3 separate regions of the Homo sapiens genome follow, and all the other regions are linked to region 2. A link is a loop called in an ENCODE intact Hi-C map of the cell type or tissue named here. Cell type or tissue: mammary epithelial cell. All regions are shown on one strand. Region 1 has its middle 6.6 kb from the start of MIR5197. Region 2 overlaps ARHGAP26 (Rho GTPase activating protein 26). Region 3 overlaps NR3C1 (nuclear receptor subfamily 3 group C member 1).

Region 1 (8,000 bases), 480 kb before region 2:
TAAGTTCCTACAATAATTAGCAGCTTAAATGAAAGAAACAACACTTATCAAAGGGAGGTAAAAACATCCAGAATTTCCACTACTTAATATTCACTCCATATAAATTAATGTTTAGAATATAATCCAAAATTTCCCAACATACAAAGAACCAAGAAAGTGGGGCATGTTCTCAAGAGATAATAAAATCCACTGGGTCTGACCCCAGAATGAACCAGATTTTGAAACTAAAAGATTTTAACATAGCAATTATGCTACCCTAAATAATGTATATGATGAGTGAAAAGACATGAAATCTCCTTGGAGAAACAGAAACAAGAAAGAATCAAGTGAAAAGTCTAGAACTGAAAAACACAATATTTGAAATAAGAAATTCACCAGAGGGTCTTAAGAGTTGAATGGAGATGTGAAAGAAAAGAGCAAGTCAAATTGAAGATAAATCAATAGAAATTATCCAACATGAATAACAGGGACAGAGAGAGAAAAAAAAAGAATGACTTAAAAAATGAAGCCTCAGAGATCCATTAGGTAATTTCAAATAGTCCATATGCATGCAAATAAAATCCTAAAAGAGAAGGGAGAGAATGGAGCAGAGAAAGTACTTGAAGAATTAATGACCAATAAATAACAAATTTGATGAAAGACTAAAATGTACAGGTACATTATGATAAATGAAAACCAAGCAGAATAAACATAAAGAAGCCCTCACCACAGATCATCATACTCACATTGTTGAAATCCAAAGATAAAAAGCAAATCTTGAAAGCAGGAAGAGAAAAATGACAATCCTATACAATCCTATACAAAATGACAAGCCCTATACAAGGAAACAGTGATCTGATTAATGGTCAGTTTCTAAGCAGAAACTATGAAGGCTGAAAGAGAATGGAGTAATAGTTCCAAAGTACTGAGAGACAATAAAAAAATTGTCAAACCAGAATTTATTACCCAGCAAATATATCCCGCAAAATGAAGACTAAATAATGACATTTTTGCATGGAACAAAACTAAAGTGAGTTTTCACCAGCAGACCTGAACTACAAGATATGCTGAAGGAATTTATCCTTCTGAAAGGAAATGATACCAGATGGAAACTTAGATCCTCAGAAAATATTAAAGAGCACTGAAAGTAGGAAATATCTGGAAAAACGCAAAAGACTACTTTTAAATTATTTTCTTTTTCTCTTAATTTATTTACAAACCATATAAATGTTTAAAGTGAAAATTATAATGTTGTCTTAGGTTTATAAGGTATTCAGATGTGATACAAATAACCACTGTAGCATAAAGAAGGAAGAGTGGATATGGACCTACATGGGTACAAGTCTCCTATGAGTTACATGAGTGGTAAAATACTAACTGGATATAGACAGTAGAGAATTAAGGATGTATATTGTAATCCCTGGGCTGCCACACACAAAAGTAATAACACAAATAAATGCAGCTTCAAAGCCAATAAAAATATCTTTCTAAAAATTATTTAAGAATTCAAAAGTATAGGAAGGAAAGAAAAAGGAATAGAAAACAAGAGAGAAGTAGAAAATAAAATAAAATCATTGATTCAACCAACCATAACAAGAATTACATTAAACATTAAAGGACTGAACAATTAAAAGGCAGAGATTTTCAAAATGGATAAGTGCAACATGACAACATGCTGCCTGTAAGAGATATGCTTTAAATATAAAGACAGATATGGGCTGAAAGTAAATGGATGAAAGAAGATGTTGTACTCAAACTGTACACATAAGAAAGTTGGAGTGGCTGTGTTATTATTTTAATGTGTAAATTTTAACTCAAAGAATGACTACAAGACATCACTCAAGAATGGCATAGATTTCTCATGTTTTCCTAAGGTTAGGAAATGTTTCCCTATCTTGGATTTTTCCACCCCTATTCTATTATCTTTAACATTTTACATTTTTTTAGCATTATGTGGTATACTGTGCCCTTTCACAGACCTTATAATAAAGGTAAAGCAGAAATTACCCCCATTTTAGAAATGAGAAAACTATGCAGAGACCAATGAATTAATTATTCCCAGAGAAACATTAGGTCAAAGAATCTCATTTGAAACCCAGTCTGTGGATATATACTGCCTTCCACTTTATTATGCTACGTCTTTCCTCTTCTGCAATGAAATTTTCCTATTGATAACTGTATTTCTCAGGAAGGCCTAGTTACTGGGAGAAAATTGATTGTAGGTAGAATGACATTAGAGACAGAGTCTATACCTACAAGCCATATGCTTAGGTGGAAGAATGTTAGAGACCCCTAATCTCATCGATTATGCTGAATTTTTTATTCTCTCAAGAAAATTCACAATATTTAATTAAGGAAAAGAGGAAATAATCTATAAGCAGGGCCTCTCTCAGGAAGGAGGTAAAGCTATCAAGGACCTATCCCAGGAAAGCTGCTTTGGCCCACACATTCAATACCATCTAATACCCATCTGTTTGGGGTGGACTTTGAGGAATTTTAAAAGAATTTTACTGTAAATTATCTTGTATTTACACAAAGAATAAATTTGTTTCTTCTATTTCATTCTTTGTTACTTCAAGCTGGAATACACAGAAGAATTGGGGGATATTCTATGCAGCAATTTGGCTTAACATGCTGAGCACTCAAATATTAAAAGAGAAATGGATAACAGTAGATATCACATCTGAGCTGGCCACTCACTCTGTTTACATGACTCAATGCTATTTGGTTAGGCAGATGGAGGAAGATGGTTGCAGAGGGGATGAGTTTATTGTAATTTCAATAAATTAAAGTTTGAATGTTTTCATATTTTTCCACAACTCTTTTTTTATTTTTATTTTATTATTATTATACTTTAAGATTTAGGGTACATGTGCACAATGTGCAGGTTAGTTACATATGTATACATGTGCCATGCTGGTGTGCTGCAGCCATTAACTTGTCATTTAGCATTAGGTATATCTCCTAAAGCTATCCCTCCCCGCTCCCCCTACCCCACAACCGTCCCCAGAGTGTGATGTTCCCCTTCCTGTGTCCATGTGTTCTCATTGTTCAATTCCCACCTATGAGTGAGAATATGCAGTGTTTGCTTTTTTGTTCTTGGGATAGTTTACTGAGAATGATGATTTCCAATTTCATCCATGTCCTACAAAGGACATGAACTCATCATTTTTTATGGCTGCATAGTATTCCATGGTGTATATGTGCCACATTTTCTTAATCCAGTCTATCATTGTTGGACATTTGGGTTGGTTCCAAGTCTTTGGTATTGTGAATAGTGCTGCAATAAACATACGTGTGCATGTGTCTATAGCAGCATGATTTATAGTCCTTTGGGTATATACCCAGTAATGGGATGGCTGGGTCAAATGGTATTTCTAGTTCTAGATCCCTGAGGAATCGCCACACTGACTTCCACAATGGTTGAAGTAGTTTACAGTCTCACCAACAGTGTAAAAGTGTTCCTATTTCTCCACATCCTCTCCAGCACCTGTTGTTTCCTGACTTTTTAATGATTGCCATTCTAACTGGTGTGAGATGGTATCTCATTGTGGTTTTGATTTGCATTTCTCTGATGGCCAGTGATGGTGAGCATTTTTTCATGTGTCTTTTGGCTGCATAAATGTCTTCTTTTGAGAAGTGTCTGTTCATATCCTTTGCCCACTTTTTGATGGGGTTGTTTGTTTTTTTCTTGTAAATTTCTTTGAGTTCATTGTAGATTCTGGATATTAGCCCTTTGTCAGATGAGTAGGTTGCAAAAATTTTCTCTCATTTTGTAGGTTGCCTGTTCACTCTGATGGTAGTTTCTTTTGCTGTGCAGAAGCTCTTTAGTTTAATTAGATCCCATTTGTCAATCTTGGCTTTTGTTGCCACTGCTTTTGGTGTTTTAGACATGAAGTCCTTGCCCATGCCTATGTCCTGAATGGTAATGCCTAGGTTTTCTTCTAGGGTTTTTATGGTTTTAGGTCTAACATTTAAGTCTTTAATCCATCATGAATTAATTTTTGTATAAGGTGTAAGGAAGGGATCCAGTTTCAGCTTTCTACATATGGCTAGCCAGTTTTCCCAGCACCATTTATCAAATAGGGAATCCTTTCCCCATTGCTTGTTTTTGTCAGGTTTGTCAAAGATCAGATAGTTGTAGATATGCGGCGTTATTTCTGAGGGCTCTGTTCTGTTCCATTGATCTATATCTCTGTTTTCTACAACTCTTAAGATATTTAGGTAACCAAAATAGAATTAGCTAACACTGATCAAGAGAAGAAAACATGCAGGCTTGAAGTTTTTCATTCACAATCTACAGAGGAAGATTTATGTAGTCTAGTGGAGCATTTGACTAGATCATTTTTAAGGTCGCTTTTGATTCTCATGTCCTAGGATTTATCTAAGAGCTCCCAAGGAAAGGGGGATGATGGTGATTCACACATTTTGTCTGGTCCCTTTTATATGCCAGGTGTTCTACCCATGACTTTATGTTTATGACTTAATTTAACCCTCAAATCAGCTTAGTGATGCGGATGGTATTATGACCATTTTAGGGAGGAGGAAATTGAGCCTTCCCAAGGTAAGACAGTAAGTGGTAGAGCCAAGCTATGAACCCAGATCTACCCAACTCCAAAGCCCATCCTCCTCCTACTCCTCTAAGTCAATTCGTTCCTCTTCTCTTTTAGAATATATAGTCCTTATCGGCCACCTGATATTTGTGATTTAGAGAACCCCAGCATTGCATGTTAACTACCTTGATGGTGTTGTAAGAAAGGTTCAGGGGCATTTCAGAATTTTCATCAAAAGAAACATCATTTGATGCCCTGGGTGTCAAAGTTGTGGGTACCAAGTTTGTGAAGTATGCCTTTCTTCATGCAGATTGCCTTCCAAGAGAGGGCAGTCTATGCTTCCAGATAGTCAGGGCCCTGAGTTGTTTAATCCTTGCAATATCCAGCACAGTGATAGAATCAATAAATATTGGAATGAAAATAAGCTAGGCATAGAAAGGAATTGTTTGATCAGTGGCGGACTAAATTAAAGTCCTGTTGAATAGAGCACATTTTCCAGACTTTCCATAACACAAGTTGAAAATCTTGGCCCCACTGTTTTCATCTAGCACAGAGGAAATCACTTCTATTTGTGCAAATGGAAAATGTTTCTGTCTGAATAGTTGACAGATGTTGCTTTAGGCCAATGGTTCTCATCTCCATAAAACCTAAAGTCCTCTTTGTATATATAAAAGGTAATAACAGTTTCTTTACAATCCTACACAGAAATTTATAGATTATATAACCAATACAAAATTTTTAAAATAAGTACTCTATATATAATATGAAAGAGAGATAAAAGTAATTTGTAATAAAATAACACATTTCATCAGTAAAATCCTCAGGCATGACAACACTAGAAGACAGTTTTTAAAAGACACAGTTTAGGTTGGGCACGGTGGCTCATGCCTGTAATCCCAACACTTTGGGAGGCCAAGGCGGGTGGATCATGAGGTCAGGAGTTCAAAGCCAGCTTGGCCAAGATGGTGAAACCCTGTCTCTACTAAAAATACAAAAATTAGCCGGGTGTGGTGGCATGCACCTGTAATCCCAACTACTTGGGAGACTGAGGCAGGAAAATCGCTTGAACCTGGGAGGTGGAGGTTGCAGTGAGCTGAGATCACGCCACTGCACTTCAGCCTGGGTGACAGAGCAAGACTCCATCTCAAAAAAAAAAAAAAAAAAAGACACAGTTTATTACCATGGATATTGCTATTACTAATACTAATAGTATTACCATGAATGCACAGCCCAATGCAGATGGATGCAGGTGTGTTACATTGGACACTTGAAAACCTCTTATTGCATTGCTGTCCATGATGTGATTTTTTTTCCCCCAAATGATGAAAACCTCTTGGTAAAGTTCCAAACAAATCAAATACAATCTCCTTTGATTTATAAAGTAGTTGCATTCCTGAAAAATTTAGACTATATTAAACCTGTATACAATATTTTTTATTATGTCTGAAAGAGTTAAGTTTGAGACTCTAGGATGCCTGCTGGGACAGTTCTTTGTTGTATAAAACTATCCTATCTAGCCTCCCTGAGGCCCACTCACTAAATGCCAGTCACATCACTTCAATCATTCAGACTAGCAAAAATGCCACCACAATTTTTTTCTTTTTTTTTGAGACGGAGTCTTGCTCTGTTGCCCAGGCTGGAGTGCAGCAGCATGATCTCGGCTCACTGCAAGCTCTGCCTCCTGGGTTCATGCCATTCTCCTGTCTCAGCCTCCTGAGTAGCTGGGACTACAGTTGCCCACCACGACACCCAGCTAATTTTTTTGTATTTTTAGTAGAGACGGGGTTTCACCATGTTAGCCAGGATGGTCTCGATCTCCTGACCTCGTGATCCGCCCATGTCGGCCTCCCAAAGTGCTGGGATTACAGGCGTGAGCCACCGTGCCCAGCCCACAAATTTTTAAAGCATCTCTGAGGAGGTGTAATCAACCTCCTTGAGAATCACTGCTCTGTGTAGCCAAGTGAGGTCCTGAAAAGCTATGTGAAACTTGAATTTTCTTACTGGAATCTAAATTTTCATATATTAAGTTTACTTAAAGTGAGGTGCATTCTTAAAAAAGACAAAATGGATTTTGTGGCATGAACAAAGGTGTTCCTCATTCACTATAGGTAATGTTCTTTGCTCACCCTAGGCAGTAACAAAAGACACTACTGACTGATGCAACTCAAGTAAGGAGAATGCAGAGTTATCTTATGTGTGTACAGACAGCTGATAAACAAAGAGCAGGTGGACTACAAATATGATAAAGATGCACTGGCATAGGTTCAGGCATCTGTGTATTCAGCTGACTCAAAGACTAGGCAAAAGCCTTTGGCCGTCTCACAGGTTGTTGGGGTCAATTCAGGAAAAAGGTGAGCTCAGGGAAAGATGAATGTCAATAGTTGCTAAAAGTTTATTATGGAAACAAAGGATATGAGTCAGGGTAGAGTGTGGATAAGTAAATGTAAATGAAGGGTTAAACATGCTAGTGATGTCACAGTCAGCCCAGGTGAAGCTATCTAGTAAATATCGCTTCATGAATTACATTCTCTTGGATCTGGATTTTGACCCGGAGGAGCCACTGGTGGATGACACAGAACTATATTCCGCCCCTGCCCCCCTATCCTGGAGTGGTAGCAATGAGTTATGATTGGGATCATAATATTGGGAACACTGTTCCCAAGACACCTTCTCCTTCCTTTAAATCTCTGGAAAGCCAGCTCACTTCAGCTGTGTGAGGCAAACATCTGTTCACCATATTGCATTGGTCATAGTGGAGTCTGTTCATCTGTCTCTTTGGGAGAAGAAATGGTGGGCGTGATTCCACACAGATATCTTGGCAGGCTGATAAAGACCACCTTCCAAGCTCCCCAAGCTGGAGCCTTCCCTAAAACTAGCCATGCACAGCTCAGTCTTGCTGTAGTTTGCATGCCTGCAGCAGATTCCCTTCTTTAAGAAGTCTCTGCAAATCAGGCCCAGACAGACTCCATCGCCTATTCACCTAAAGTTCACTAGGCAATGTGCCTGGTGTCATTTGAGCAAGCTGCTTGGCAGCCAATTTTTTTTTAATGATATGATTGCCCAGGCTTTCAAATCCCATTATGAAACTGTTTATCCTTTAATCAGAGCTTTAAAAAAAAATTGACATTTTAGTTTGATGGAAAGAGATGTTGAGGAGAAATATTTGGAAAATTGCTCTATGGGGCCAGATGATGCAGTGAGTCACAATCACTGAACATATTTTGCAGGGAGGAGGTCTGTGGTTGTCCCCATTCTTCCCTGTCCCAGAGCTCTTAATGACAGGCAGTCACTGGCTATTAAGGAAATCAATCCTACCATGGATAGGAAGAAGGTAGAACTAATTCCCAGGACAGCTATGAGATTCATTAGAAGAGTTATTAGGAAGAGAGGCCCACCCAGGCCCTGCCTTAGGGCCCCCTCCACCCTAGTGACAGAAAACAAGGAGGCCCCTAGCTATGTCCTACGTTG
Region 2 (8,000 bases):
CAGAGGCTTTTGTTTTGCTTACTGCTGTATATCCAGTGTCTAAAATATCCAGTGTCTGTAGGTACTATATTTAACAAATCATTACTGAGTAAATTAATGAGTCTCATTTACCCACGCAACAAGCCCACAAACAAGTACTGCTATAATTCCCATTTCACAGATGTGGAAACCTGGGCTAAGCTGAGGCTTCTCTAAGGATACCCAGCCTATAAGTAACAGGGCTGAGGTTCAAACCTCATCTGCTGATTCTAAGCCCAGGGCTCCTGCAGCCAGCGTACTCCCTCTGACATAGCAGGACTTGCCCTGTTCCTCTAGCCTGTGCCAAGCTTCTTTACAGACTCAGTCATAGCATTAGAATTCTTCTTAACCACTGATTCATGTGTTTCCTTTAGATACCTACCCTATTTGCAAGGGAAAATGACAATACAGTGATAGAGAATCACAATAAGACTCAACATATTCTAAATTCCAACAAAATCCCCAATCCTGCCTCCAGTGTTCGGTCTGGCGGATTCATATAGCAGATGGCATTCATATAAGAGAAGAAATAAAATGTAAAGAGTATGACTCTTTAAAGCTTTTTTTTCTTAATCCAGCAAAAACTAGTCATTGAGCACTCAGTATGTTCAATACAATAAATGATATTTGCCAAGGTCCCTTGACTTCAAGAGCTTAAAATATATTTGACAAGAAGCGACAGATTTAAAAACAACAGTAATGTAAGACAGTAAGATCCATCAGTTGAGGGCTAAGCTAGTACTAGCTTAATACCTGGCTCCCCCTTGACTCTGTCTTGAGTCCTAGGAAAAGTGTCAACTCCTCTCTACTGTGCAGTCTCCATTTTCTTCCACAGTTGCTGCTAGTCAGAGAGGCCTCACTTTCTCAGTCCTCTCAACACAACCCTGCCCCACCAGACAATGACCTAGTAGGCAAGGCCTGGCAACAACTTTCAAACCACAGCCCAGCCCAGGAACCCAAGCAGAACCAGGGACAATTTGGAGGTTCAAGAGAACAGCCCAGACCCAGGGGCTTGTACCAATCTGTTCTTTTGGTCAGTGGTTACCACAGGACAATTAAAAAGTCCTTCCAACTTTTTTTTTTTTAAATGACTTTAATAAGTAGGAAACACCTCCAGCTTCCTATTCCATCTGTACCAAGAATTATGCCTTTGGCTAATGGCATAGTTTGGAACATATTCTGTGAACACAATGTGGGTTCTAAATGTTTTTCACATCCTCAGATATCTAAGTGGTTTTTGGCCAGAACTACACGGCTGAAATTATCTGGGGGTGCGGCTGGAATGCAGGATATTCGTAACTATTATAATAACTTACTCCTCAATCCCCATGTCAATTACCGTAGTATCAACTGCAATTTTTTCTTCTGGAGACGGAGTTTTGCTCTTGTCGCCCAGGCTGGAGTGCAATGGCACAATCTTGGCTCACTGCAACCTCTGCCTCTTGGGTTCAAGCGATTCTCCTACCTCAGCCTCCCAAGTAGCTGGGATTATAGATCCCCCCCACCATGCCTGGCTAATTTTTTGTATTTTTAGTAGAGACAGGGTTTCACCATGTTGGTCAGGCTGGTCTTGAACTCCTGACCTCAGGTGTTCCACCCACCTTGGCCTCCCAAAGTGCTGGAATTACAGGCATGAGCCACCATGCCTGGCCTCAAATGCAATTTTTAACAACAGAATTTCAGAATTTCATTTGTTTATGTTTTAGCCATAGCAGTAACATTTGGTATAAAGTGACTGCATTTTAACATTTATTACCACTATGTTTGAATTGGTATAATAATAAAATGCATACTCCATAGTACTTCTGTGATTTTTTTTTTTTTAATTATACTTTAAGTTCTGGGATACATGTGCAGAATGTGCAGGTTTGTTACATAGATATACACGTGCCATGATGGTTTGCTGCACCCATCAACCCATCATCTACATTAGGTATTTCTCCTAATGCTATCCCTCCCCTAGCCCCCTACCCCCTGACAGGCCCCGGTGTGTGATGTTCCCCTCCCTGTGTCCATGTGTTCTCACTAACTCCCACTTATGAGTGAGAACATGCGGTGTTTGGTTTTCTGTTCCTGTGTTAGTTTGCTGAGAATGATGGTTTCCAGCTTCATCCATGTCCCTGCAAAGGACATGAAGTCATCCTTTTTTATGGCTGCATAGTATTCCATGGTGTATATGTGCCACATTTTCTTTATCCAGTCTATCACTGATGGGCATTTGGGTTGGTTCCAAGTCTTTGCTATTGTGAACAGTGCTGCAATAAACATACGTGTGCATGTGTCTTTATAGTAGAATGATTTATAATCCTTTGGGTGTATACACAGTAGTGGGATTGCTGGGTCAAATGGTATGTCTGGCTCTAGATCCTTGAAAAATCGCCACACTGTCTTCCACAATGGTTGAACCAATTTACAACCCCAGCAACAGTGTAAAAGCATTCCTGTTTCTCCACATCCTCTCCAGCATGTGTTGTTTCCTGACTTTTTAATGATTGCCATTCTAACTGGCATGAGATGGTATCTCACTGTGGTTTTGATTTGCATTTCTCTAATGACCAGTGATGATGAGTGTTTTTTTTATATGTTTGTTTGCCACATAAATGTCTTCTTTTGAGAAGTATCTGTTCATATCCTTCACCCACTTTTTGATGGGGTTGTTTTTTTTTCTTGTAAATTTGTTTAAGTTCCTTGTAGATTCTGGATATTAGCCCTTTGTCAGATAGATTGCAAAAATTTTCTCCCATTCTGTAGGTTGCCTGTTCACTCTGATGATAGTTTCTTCTGCTGTGCAGAAGCTTTTTAGTTTAATTAGATCACATTTGTCAATCTTGGCTTTTGTTGCCATTGCTTTTGGTGTTTTAGTCATGAAGTCTTTGACCATGCCAATGTCCTGAATGGTATTGCCTAGGTTTTCTTCTAGAGTTTTTACGGCTTTAGGTCTTACATTTAAGTCTTTAATCCATCTTGAGCTAATTTTTGTATAAAATGTAAGGAAGGGGTCCAGTTTCAGTTTTCTGCATATGGCTAGCCAATTTTCCCAACAGCATTTATTAAATAGGAAATCCTTTCCCCATTGCTTGTTTTTATCAGGTTTGTCAGAGATCAGATGGTTGTAGATGTGTGGCGTCATTTCTGAGGCCTCTGTTCTGTTCCATTGATCTATATATCTGTTTTGGTACCAGTACCATGCTGTTTTGGTTTCTGGAGCCTTGTAATATAGTTTGAATCCAGGTAGCATGTTCCCTCCAGCTTTGTTTTTTTGCTTAGGATTGTCTTGGCTATACGGGCTCTTTTTTGGTTCCATATGAAATTTAAAGTAGTTTTTTCTAATTCTGTGAAGGAAGTCAGTGGTAGCTTGATGGGGATAGCATTGAATCTATCAATTACTTTGGGCAGTATGGCTATTTTATGGCTATTTTCATGATACTGATTCTTCCTATCCATGAACATGGAATGTTTTTCCATTTGTTTGTGTCCTTGTCTTATTTCCTCGAGCAGTGGTCTGTAGTTTTCCTTGAAGAGGTCCTTCATATCCCTTGTAAGTTGTATTCCTAGGTATTTTATTCTCTTTGTAGCAATTGTGAATGGCAGTTCACTTCAATTTACCAAGCAAATGGAAAAAAAAAAAAGCAGGGGTTGCAATCCTAGTCTCTGATAAAACACTTAAAACCAACAAAGATGAAAAAAGACAAAGAAGTGCATTAAATAATGGTAAAGGGATCAATGCAAAAAGAAGAGCTAACTTAATGCAACAGGAAGAGCTAACTATCCTAAATATATATGTACCTAATACAGGAGCACCCAGATTCATAAAGCAAGTTCTTAGAGACTTACAAAGAGACTTATACTACCACACAATAATAGTGGGAGACTTTACCACCCCACTGAGATATTAGACAGATCAAGATAGAAAATTAACAAGGATATTCAGGACTTGAACTCAGCACTGGACCAAGCGGACCTAACAGACATCTACAGCACTCTTCACTTCTGTGATTTTTTAAATGACTAAAGGAATTATGCCTTTTGTTTATTTGTACTTTAGAGTCATGGCAATAATCCTATCAACAATACTACTGCACATTTTATGTACTGCAAAGATGCATGTCGCAACAGAAGGACTGTAAACAGACAAGAAATAGAGAGTACATTGTATTTTAGTTCTGATGCAAAACTAAGGGTGTATGACTATGTGTTCTCATACTCATAGAACACATATGTGAGATATAAGACGCACAGGGATGGTTATTATGGCCCAAGACTCTTTGTAGAATCTTAAATTCTCCTTTCACTACAGAAGTGTCTGGCTGTAGGTTACTTAAAAATGACAACGGCAGACAAAAATAAATACATAAATAAACAAAATAAAAATCTTGCTCCCTCCTGCCCCTCACCAAACCCAAAACAAAACAGACAAATTTCAAAATGGTCAATTTCACTCCTGGCTCTGAAACCTCCAATATCAAATTTGCAACCCCTTTCCCACTAATGAAGCCAAGGATAACAAACAATTAAAAGAGGAGAAAATGATTTTATAACTACAATTTTAGCAGATGACTGCTAAAGGCATTCCTACAACCCTCAGAGTCCAGATGGGTGTATTAAGCTGAATGCCCAGTGCCCCTAAATATTCCTGGGGTCCTGCCAGGCCCCCACATCTAGGCCCAATGACAGCAACAACACAGCATACACTGTAGCATGCAAGGAACATTTGCTGGTCTGGTTTGGATTCAACTGGTAGGCTTACATCCACTTTAGTTTGCTGGCCCACAGTGTCCTCAAAAGGAGTCAGACAGTCCCAGTCAGTCTCTGAAATTCACTGGACAGTGAAAGAATAACGGTTTAGGAAGATAAGGCTAAAAGGCTTGGCAGCATAATGGGTTGTGGCTGATAGTTCAAGTACAGTGTGTAGCAATATCATCAGCTTGACACCCTTCTGTGGTGACTCACTTGAATGATGGAACATCTGCTGGACCAGCCAGGGCATGCCTGCCATACTGTGGCAGGGCTGCCCAGGCAGGCTCCCAGTCTGACAAGGGATGTGGCAGACCCTCTCTGATCTCCACACCACAGTAGTAGAGCTGCTATAAGATGAGAGGTTCTGTAACTGGAGGAGTAAGCTGACCACGAAGAAGAAAGTTAATCTTTCAAAATTCTAATAATGAAAATTACTGACGGCCTTGTAGAAAATTGGAAAATACCAAAAACCAAGAAGAAAAGAAATACAACCATACATAATTTATGCCACTGATAATCACTGTTAACACTTTGGCATATTTCTCCTCGCTTTTTTTTGGAGAATTATACTACACATGTAGTTAATACCCTCCTTTTTTTCCCTTAATAAGGCATTTTCCAATGCAATTATATAGCCTTTGATAACATATTTTTAAAATGGCTACAGGCTGTTCTATTGTATGGTATACTCTGATTTCTGTAACCATTTTCTTATTGTGTATATTCAGACTCCTATCCCCCTTTAGCTATTATAAATAGCATTGCAACTCACATCTTTGTAGAGAATCCCTGCCAGTGTCTCAATTGTTTCCTTAGCATAAATTCCTGAAAGTAAAATTAGTGGGTCAAAGGCTAGGAGTTTCTTTTAAAGGTGTTGATATACCGTGCCAAATAGCTTTCCAGAAAGGTTCTACTGCTGTGCATTTCCACCAACACTGACAATTCCTTCTCACCATTACCCCACCAACATTGAGCATGATCATTAGAAAAAAATTAGATGAACATTTTTTCAGTGTTCAGAGGTTACCCTGGACTCTTTGCTTTCCTGGTCTTTTCAGTGATGTACGAATGAATACAATTCCCTTCCTGTGTTCTGTTTCCACGTGGAAGCAATGTTTAATTTTCCAAAGGGCATTTTGACAAGAGGGTTGTGTGGGGAAGGAGACAGGCTGATGGATAAAGAGACAGATATCCACAACCTGGAGATGTGAGACCCCCTAGTTGAAAGGTATGGCTGCTCCCAGAGGAAAAGAAAGTAGTGGATTTGTAGCTTAGTGTAGGACTTTCAAAACAAGGATGAAGTCAGAGGGATAAGGCACACAAGGAAGGGCCTGAGAGTCTTGCACTAAGAGTCTCCACAGTGTCAGACTTTGGAGAAGCAGCAAAATTGGCATTTGCACGTCTCTGCCAGGCAGTGGCCCATGATCTGCAGTCCAGGTCCCCAGTGATATGTCTCAGGCCTGGGCTGAGCCTCGGATCACCGGCCCAGGGCTGGTCTTTATGCTGTCAGTTCCCCTTCCAGGTTAGACTGTTAGGTGGTGATGGTGCTATTAAACTAACAGGGGGCGGCTTTGATTTTGCCCCTATGATGAAAAAGAGAAGAAAATTCCATGAAAATCTAAAATGTCCTATCTAATCTAATCCCATTTCATTGAATTCTTCTTCCTTGGAAAATATCCCTTTCTGGCTTGACTTAAGGTAAAGGGAAATCAAACTTTAGCCAAGAAAATAGAGCCAAAAGGAACAGTGGTAAATTGGCTACTGGTGAACCAGACCAAATGACACAAAACCAGTTTTTATCTGTTGAAAATCTGAAGACATATATTCCTTATGTGTGTCCACTCAAGCTTTTACAACAAAGAAATCCTATATAAGTCCTAACCTCCTGGATTTTCAGTATGTACTTCACAACTTTATGAGCAGAAAAAATCCACAAGTCCCTGAGCTTGACTGTTTCGTGTTCTTTTCTACTACTCATGTGCAGATGTCTTTGCACAGATTATTTCCCCTCATCTAATATAATTTAACATGCATTTTTATTTAAACAATGACAGAGTTCGGTTTCTTATTTTAATGAAACTAGTGAAATCCCCTTAAGGTCTTAACAATAATAGGGAAATGCATTTTAAAATACTTCTTCAATAATTTACTTTAAAAATAGCTTGACTAGTTTACAATGCAGCGGTTCTGTTTTCTAGCTTTAAAAAATAATTCTTAAACTATTGGGTACTGTGGCCACCACCTGGGAGATGGGATCATTTGTACCCCAAACCTCAGCATCACACAATATACCCATGGAACAAACCTGTACATGTACTCCCTGAATCTAAAAGTTGAAATTATTTACACAAATAAAATAATTTCTGAAGTTTTAAATAAACTTTAAACTTAGATGGGGTGAGTAGGAATGGTAAGTAATTCTATGATTTAAACAAAATTCAAGATTTTGGAATAGCGCATACATCATCCTTAATGTTCCCCAAGTCAATAATCCGAATCTTTTCTCACTGAATAATACAGAAATATGAGGTAGAGGGAAAAATTCCAGATTGGAAACAAAGACATCTGGACAACAGTCCTAGTTCAATTGCTCATTGTACAGAAAAACCTCAAGGGAAAGGGTCAGAAAGGTTAAATGGGCAGAATGCTTCTATTGTGCACCGTGGCTCACAATACTTATTGACCTTAATATTCTTTCCTGTTGAACCTAAGTGTAGCCTCTCAATCTTTTCCAATACCGCATTTCAGGCACAACAGAACTGCCTAGAATAAAAATTTCTCTCAACTAAAAAATTTCACAATATGTGAATTTATTTGTAAGAAAACACTAAAGCATTTTGGGGGCATTATAAAGTGTTCATATGGTAACAATTGCTATCTCAAAAGATCTGAATAGTTGCTAAGAAATCCCAATACTTCCTTACTAGGCATATAACTCTTAAATTGAGTATGGTACAATTGCCTTTCTCCACATAATGAAGATATTGTGCTTGCCAAAACAAATTCACTCAAGTAACATACAAATAAAAGGGACGCAATAGTGCTACTACATCCAATCTTTCGTTGTTCTGGGGTATAATCTAAAGCCACTGTTTAAATGCTAGAGATGTTTAAACATGATTCTTAAAATCTGTAAGCAAGAAACTATGACTGCCTCAGGGGGTTGAGAGTGGGGAACTGGATGTACAGATATGGACTAGACATTCACTTTTTTATTTATACTGTTAGGAATTTATCATGGGCCT
Region 3 (8,000 bases), 110 kb before region 2:
GTCGCACCATTCACTGTTCCAGGACCTTCCTACTTCTCTGGAAAACTCTGGCCCAAAGCAGCTCCTCTACATTAGTCACAAGTTTCCATTAATCAGGGGTGGCCTGTGCCGGACCTACAGCAGAGTCATTTCAGGTTATTCTGTTACAGGCTTTCGACGTGTAGTCAGTCCACTCGCCCAAATCTAGCAGGGAATGAATGCCTTGTAATACGGAAGCATCTACAAATTCTTCTTAACAGTGTTCAGAGAACAATGTGAAACCCTGGGGCCTTTTCCCAGAATTAGGGTGGTGGGAATGCTGTCCTATTGACTAAGCCTGTTAGGTAAGCAGGCAGTTGGCAAGATTCAGGAAGCTTCATTTGAAGATAGAATTTAGGGCGATCGTTTGGATTTACTGGCTTAATTACTTAAGGTAACATTTATAAAAGAAATTGTCATTCCATTATTATTACCTTTTAACTTTTATTCCTAAACGGAACATTAGCAACAAACTACATTACTTGATAAATGTAATTTCTAACCAGATTGATAACTAGAAAAAAATTTTAAGTTACTTTGCTCTGTGAATTAGTTTAAACATATTTGTAATTGAGACTTACTACTGTTATTGGCTGAAATAAATAAAAGCAAGAGATAATAAAGAATAACAGAGACAACGAACACCCAATTTAAGTTTATTTCTAAGTTCCATCTTTTTTAGAGAAAAGGCAAATTAAGAAAAGTTTAGAGAGAGGTACTAGTATATTTATGAACTTGTATAGATGATAAGCAAAACGGACTTTAATATGTAGAATTCCAGAATCAACAGGTTGCCAGCATCCATGTTTTTGAAGATTTGCTTAAGAACACAACCAAAAATGGAATGGGCAGTCTCTAATTACAAGCAGAAGGCTACAAAATCATTTTAGCTGCATAATACAGTTTTGGTTCTAAAGTCAGCACGTAAGAGGAAAATTCCTTAGGAAAATACAACATTGAAAACCATTGTGTCATGTAATATGAAATGCAATAATTAATTTTTCCTCCAGTAATAGAAAGATCACTGTTTCATTGGTTTATAAAAATATATCTTTATCATTAAATGTGGCAAAATGTTAAGACTTGGTGAATATTGGTGAAAAGTATATATCCATTGTACAATTCTTTCCAATTTTTTTTGAGATTGAAAATTTTTAAAACAACAAATTATCTTTTAAACAGCTAATAATCACTAGACCTGCACTCTTTGTGGTGAGACTATGAAAAATGTTAGAGACCTAGTAAGAGAAGCAGATTCACATTTCTGTCTTCTTCTTCAAGCCAAACAGTCATAGAGTGGAGTGGGCAGAATGGAACTCACTTTTGAAAGCCTAGTGCTTTGTCCAATCTTACTGCAAGCCAGACAGGAAGGTTATAGAAAATGTTTCTGGATCAGTCTTCTCTGAGTCATATGAAATTGTGGTTTCAGCCAAGATGACATTAGGAATTAGAGACATGGGACAAAAACTTTAAGATTGTAAAAAAATTTTGACTCTAGTAGGAAACATGGGTAGAATTGTAATGACACTTGATTGAATTTTAAAAGATGCCTGTATAAGATCTTAAAATTAGGAAAAAAATTATGGCCTAAGCAATTAAAGGCATAGGAGGCATCTTTTTGGGATGATGGAAATATCCTCTCTCCTGATTGTGATAGTAGTTACATGAATATTCATTTAACAAAAACCATAAATTATAGACTTAGAAAACAGTAAATGTTACTGTATGTGACACCTTAATAAACGTGATTATAAAAATAAATCCTAAGCATCTAAAAAAAAAAAAAAAAAGAAGAAGAAGTGAACCAGAACCACACCATTCTATTTTGGAGACACTTCAAAAGAAATGACCTCATTCTTAATTTTGTTTAAAGAAGAATATAACATGATTTGAATATATTTAGCTAGGATATTTTAGTGCCTGCTAGCACTTGAAGCCAGAGTTCACTGTGAGCATTCTGACTATGAAGTGAGAAGCTAAGAGAACTGTATTTTGATATTCCTTTGACAGTTAAATCATAACACTGTTCTTCCCCTTCTTTAGCCCCAGCATGAGACCAGATGTAAGCTCTCCTCCATCCAGCTCCTCAACAGCAACAACAGGACCACCTCCCAAACTCTGCCTGGTGTGCTCTGATGAAGCTTCAGGATGTCATTATGGAGTCTTAACTTGTGGAAGCTGTAAAGTTTTCTTCAAAAGAGCAGTGGAAGGTAGTGTGTGTTTTGAAGAGTTTATTTTTCCTCTACTTGGTTTTCATTTCTCAGGGTGGATTTTGAAATTTCCATTATATGCAAAGCCCATGAAAGGCTAAATATCAGTTAAGAGGGGAGAGGAGGGTGGCTCCTAGGTCCTCTAATGGGCAGGAAAGTATTTAAAACAACAATACAAAAAGATCTAGAATAAAATAGAAAAGTACAAGTTGATGTCTGGGAGTTTGGTCAGGGAGCATAAGGTAACACTATAAGAAAGTGCTATCATATGAAATGATGGTGTTAAGTTTGGGCATAACATAATGTTCATTGTATTAGAAACATGGGCTTTAACTTCCATAAGCTAATAGGTTTCAAAGTCACCAACTTTACTGGCCTGGCAAAAATGAGTCACAGTGAGAACTGTGACAGGAAAAAAAAAAGATATTCATTTCATTTCTTATTCATTTTTTTTTTCTATTAAGCCAGGGCACTGTGCTAAGTGGTATAAATACCAATAAGACCTGATCCTTACCCTCTGGGAAGTCACACTCCACTGAAGTGAAAGATGAGTTAACAATGACAAGGTACAGAGATTATAATATAGATGAGGGAGAGAGAAACTCGGCCTGAGGAGGTCAGGAAAGGTATTTTAGAGAAACTGATTTCACTATATAAATGTTGTATTAACACAAATCTTACTTTGTTATGGATTCAGACTGCTGACAGGGCAACAGCATTATCTCCCTAAAGAATGAGAAATTCATTCCATAGCAAATTTATTAGAAGAGAGTCTAAAATGTCCTAATACTACCAGTGACTCCTCTAGGAAAAAAATTGTCATATAATTTAGTTATTTCTAAAGCAGTTTGAAAGTAGCTTGGCCTAAAGCTCTGATTATATTAATTTTTTAAAGAAACAATTATTCATTCACTGTATGAGGATTATTATTATTTGTCTCATGTTGTGTTTGCATATCCATGAGAGTTAGATGAGTCATTTTCTTTTGTTTTACTTTTTAATACATTAGCAAATTATAAAATTACTCATATTACACCACAAAGATTACAAGGATGGCAGCTTTGGCCAGTGTAGTAGTCCCACCTATTGATTAGAGTCAAAAGTAAAGCCCAGCCCTGCTTTGTGCATTGCTCCTAATAAAGTGGATGTTACTTAACACATACGCAGAAGACAGAAGCGTCTTCGTGTCCTCACTTTACTCCTCACTTTCTTAACTGCTTAAGTATTTCCACGATATAAATGCAGTGATAATAATAATACGGACAGTCCCTGACTTAACGATTTTTCAACTTTTATGATGGTGGGAAAGTGATACGCATTCAGTATGGCTCCTCGACTTACAATGGGGTTGCCTCCAGATAAACCCATTGTGAATTGAAAATATCTTACACTTAGCACTCCATTCTTAATACCTGCTAGAATTATAGATTATCCCTCAAAATTGGCATAGTATAATATGGGTATCAGCAAGTTGTTGCACTTTATTCAGAGCTTTACACTAGGCAGGGGTGGGCTTTACTTTTGACTCTAATCAATAGGTGGGACTACTACACTAGCCAAAGCTGGCATCCTTGTGGTCTCTGTGGAGTAACGTGAGTAGCATTATAATTTACATCCCCCATAACAAATGATCCAAGAGAGTATGTGATCAATGCAGCAGAACTATTGTCTTTTATTATCTGATTTCACATGTAACATGCCATCACTTCTGCCATATTTTATTGGCCACACAGACCAATCTTGGTAAAGGACGGAAAGGGACTGCACAAGACCATGCATTCAAGGAGGCAGAGATCACTGGGGGCCATCTTGGGAGGCTGGCTACCACACCCACCATAAATAGAAAACCAGAATTATTTGCCAAAAATAGACTTTAACCACAAAAATGAATACCATATAAACAAAACAAAGTCACAAAATTTCAGCTGACTTGAAGACTCATCTTTCTATTAGTTAGAAAGGGAATTTACCAAGTAGTAGAAGACACAGGAACTCCAAAATAAGATATCTCATTGTCTTATCAGAAGGGTTGACAGGAAAATGGGCTGGGCACTGTGGCTCAAGGAAAATGGGCTGTGCACTGTGGCTCACACCTATTATCCCAGCAATTTGGGAGGCCAAGATGGGAGGATTGCTTGAGGCCTGGAGTTTGAGACCAGCCTGAGCAACATAACGAGACCCCGTCTCTACAGGAAAAAAAAAAAAAAAAAAAACGTTATCCAGGCATCGCACCTGTAGTCTCAGCTACTCAGGAAGCTAAAGCAGGAGATTCAGGCTGCAAAGAGCTATGACACACCACTGTACTCCAGCCTAGGCAACGTAGCAAGAACTTGTCTAAAAATAAATAAATAAATGAGTCAAGGAATGAATGAATGGATTGACAGGAAATGACTATTAGTTGTACGTGGCCATGTGTTATGAAATAGTGAATACTAGTTAAAACTCCTCATTTTATAGATAAGGAACAGATAGATAGACTTGTCCAACTTCATGCTAATAACCACAAAGGGCTATTTTTAACTTATGAAGGTACATTGCCTCTGATCCTATAGCTCAGAGTCTTAGCTGTGCACAAGACATACCTGGGATAAAGAAATCAAGATTGGCGTAATGTGCACATCCTGACATTTCAGTTGGATATAAACAAAACTTTGGAATTTTTCATTTTTAGCAGTGGGTGATTTTTTTTCTTTTTTTCTTCCAGTAACTGTAGGACAGTGATTTAGAGATTCCTTATAGGGTATAACTTTTTTGTATTATAACCACTTCATCAATAGATGTATCTGTTGATCGTACTTTTGATTTATAGGGGATAGAATTGGGTTAGTGCTTCCATTTTCTGTCCAAGTAAAGAAGCTAGGATATTTATAGAGTACAAAAAGAAATTGAAACAGCTGGTACAGATATTTGGCATTGGAGAGCAGCTCTGAACAAAGGTGAATTATAGTCTAGTGGTCAATTTTGTGGCCTATTCTTTACAAAGAATTGAACCTGATACAGTTAACCATCTACCCCAAACTATTATTTGTTTAAAACACAATCTATTGGCTGGGCGTGGTGGCTCATGCCTGTAATCCCAGCACATCGGGAGGCCGAGGCGGGTGGATCACGAGGTCCTGAGATCGAGACAATCCTAGCCAACATGGTGAAACCCTGTCTCTACTAAAAATATAAAAATTAGCCAGGCGTGGTGGCGTGCACCTGTAATCCCAGCTACTCGGGAGTCTGAGCCAGGAGAATTGCTTGAACCTGGGAGGCAGAGGTTGCAGTGAGGTCATGCCACTACACTACTACACTCCCAGCCTGGGCGACAGAGCGAGACTCCATCTCAAAAAAATAAAAATAAAAAAACATAATCTATCAAACTGTGTAAAACACAGTTTATCAAAAAAGTAGTTACCCTTGGTGGGTACTGGCTGGAATTGGGCAGAAAGGGGGCCTGTTGGGGTACTGTTCTGTTTCTTGATCTGAGAGCTGATTACATAAAGGTTCTTGGTTTGTAAAAATTTATTAAATGGTTCACTGATTTGTGTACTTTTTTTATATGTGAATACTGCAATAAGGTTTTTTATTGCACTGTTTTCAGTTTGTTGAACAGAAAAAGGGAGACTCTTTTTGTTGTTTTTGACCTCTCGACCTCATAATGGCAATGTAGGCAAGAACATTCCCTCAAGGCAATACCTGTGGGTGTCTTGGTTATATTCCACCGGAAACAAAGACAGAGGCTGTCCTTATAAAATATGTTTGAAGACCTGTGAAACTTTAATAGTGCCTTTTATTCCATATAGGACAGCACAATTACCTATGTGCTGGAAGGAATGATTGCATCATCGATAAAATTCGAAGAAAAAACTGCCCAGCATGCCGCTATCGAAAATGTCTTCAGGCTGGAATGAACCTGGAAGGTAATATAAATATCTGAAAGCAATTGTTTGTCTCTGTAGCTTATAAAAATTTATCATTTTACTTTTGAAGATACACGTAAGCAGATGTAATTAATGTAGTCAGTTCAGTATATATATGCTTGACTAGCATAATGTTACTGCCCAATAAAAATGGGAAATTTTTTTCATGAATATGTCATATTGTTTGTTTATCCACCAGTTCTTCTTACACACACTGAATTCAGTACAGCCAGACTATATACAAAGAAAGGAAATTATGTAATAATGAAACTTACACAACATGCAGCAACTTTATTATTCTTACTCCTTTTTTCAGCCTCAAAACTATTCCCTAGGGTTGGAAATGTTTCTGTATCAGACATATTTACATGTCCATTTTTCTGTTTGCCTTTTAAAAGCATACCTTTTACTTGGAGATCTGTGTTTTATTACAGATCTTCAAGCGGGGGGTGGTGGGAAAAAAAAAACCTCAAGGAAGAACTGGATGGGTTTTGTTTTGGTTTTCAAGTAAAGAAGAAACCTGGGCCGGGTGCAGTGGCTCACGCCTGTAATCCCCGAAGTTTGTGAGAATCCTTCTGTCTAGTTTTTATGTGAAGATATTACCTTTTCCACCGTAGGCCTCAAAGCGCTCCAAATATCCACTTGCAGATTCTATAAAATGAGTGTTTGAAAAACTGCTCAATCAAAAGAAACGTTCAACTCCATGACCTGAATGCACACAACAGTGAGAAGTTTCTGAGAAAGTTTCTTGGTCTCCCCGCACTTTGGGAGACCAAGGCAGGCGGATCACGAGGTCAAGAGATCAAGATCATCCTGGCTAACATGGTGAAACCCTGTCTCTGCTAAAAACACAAAAATTAGCGGAGCGTGGTGGTGTCACCTGTAGTCCCAGCTACTCAGGAGGCTGAGGCAGGAGAATCACTTGAACCCGGGAGGCAGAGGTTGCAGTGAGCCGAGATCACACCACTGTACTCCAGCTTGGCGACAGAGCAAGACTCCGTCTTGGAAAAAAAAAAAAAAAAAGAAACCTGAAACTAGTTATAAGTTAGAGTTTCATATCCCTGTTTATATAACAAGTTGTATAATTAACACTGATCTCAGCATTAAAAAATTTTCCTCTGAAAAAAGTTTGGAATTCTGCTGTGGTTGAAATTGCAAGTTCTGTGAAGGTAGTGGTGATCTCATAACACATATGCTTAGTATTTATTGTGAAATTAGCACTTTTATTCAACAAATATGCACCAACAAGGCAGTCACTAGGTATAAAATGAATAAAATAGTGCCTGTATTCAAGTAGTTTATCTGCTAGTTAGGTTGCAGAGTCAGTCACAAAATAGCATGGCACACCATAGAGGGCATAGGGCCACAGGAACAAGAGGAAGGTCACCTAATTCTGTCTTGGAAGTCAAGGAAGAAGTAACATTGAATTTTAAATCTATAAGCTGAGTAGGAATTAGATAGATGAAAAATAAGGGCAGAGACATGATCAGATTTGTATTTTACAAAGACTAATCTTACATGGAGAGACCAATTAAGTGAATATGGCAGTCCTCCAGATAAGAGATGGCAGTACTGAGAGAGAATGGAAACCATGTGGTTCCTTTTATGATTATGATGATTATTATTATTTTAGAGACAGAGTCTAACTCTTGTCACCCAGGCTGGAGTGCAGTGACATGAACATGGCTCACTGCAGCCTTGAACTCCTAGACTCAAGCCATCTTCCCACCCAGTAGGGCTACGGATGTACACTACCATGCCCAGCTGATTTTTTTTTAATTTTTGTTTTAATTTTTTGTAGAGACAAAGGGGTCTTGCTATGTTCCCAGGCTGGTGTCTAACTCCTGGCCTTAAGTGATCCTCCCAA

The links. Hi-C counts contacts between places; a loop is a spot of excess contacts. Peaks named below come from ENCODE experiments on the same cell type or tissue, not always from the same donor. Only the 100,000 strongest peaks of a DNase experiment are listed, where the experiment ranks them.
Region 1: it touches region 2 in a loop (7-fold over the local background); 3 of 110 quality-filtered maps call a loop at or near these places.
Region 3: a loop joins it to region 2, with 4 times the contacts of the local background. A loop is called at or near these places in 2 of 110 quality-filtered maps.

What each region holds. Positions count from the first base shown.
Region 1 is chr5:143,682,479-143,690,478 of GRCh38, reverse strand. No RefSeq gene overlaps it. Among named protein-coding and RNA genes, the nearest start is that of MIR5197, 6.6 kb to the right of the region's middle. In mammary epithelial cell, a CTCF peak has its summit at 4,850 (motif pointing right); no DNase peak of the experiment used is centred here.
Region 2 is chr5:143,197,911-143,205,910 of GRCh38, reverse strand. All of the region lies in intron 20 of ARHGAP26 (Rho GTPase activating protein 26), which reads right to left. Among named protein-coding and RNA genes, the nearest start is that of ARHGAP26-IT1, 9.4 kb to the right of the region's middle. RefSeq lists an enhancer at 4,910-5,069. In mammary epithelial cell, no CTCF peak of the experiment used is centred here; DNase peaks (open chromatin) are centred at 320, 1,040, 4,130 and 4,960; H3K27ac peaks cover 4,330 bases.
Region 3 is chr5:143,308,230-143,316,229 of GRCh38, reverse strand. NR3C1 (nuclear receptor subfamily 3 group C member 1) reads left to right here. Exons shown (of 9, transcript NM_000176.3): 3 at 2,062-2,228; 4 at 6,017-6,133. Among named protein-coding and RNA genes, the nearest start is that of NR3C1, 91 kb to the left of the region's middle. In mammary epithelial cell, no CTCF peak of the experiment used is centred here; DNase peaks (open chromatin) are centred at 1,369 and 4,539; H3K27ac peaks cover 6,378 bases.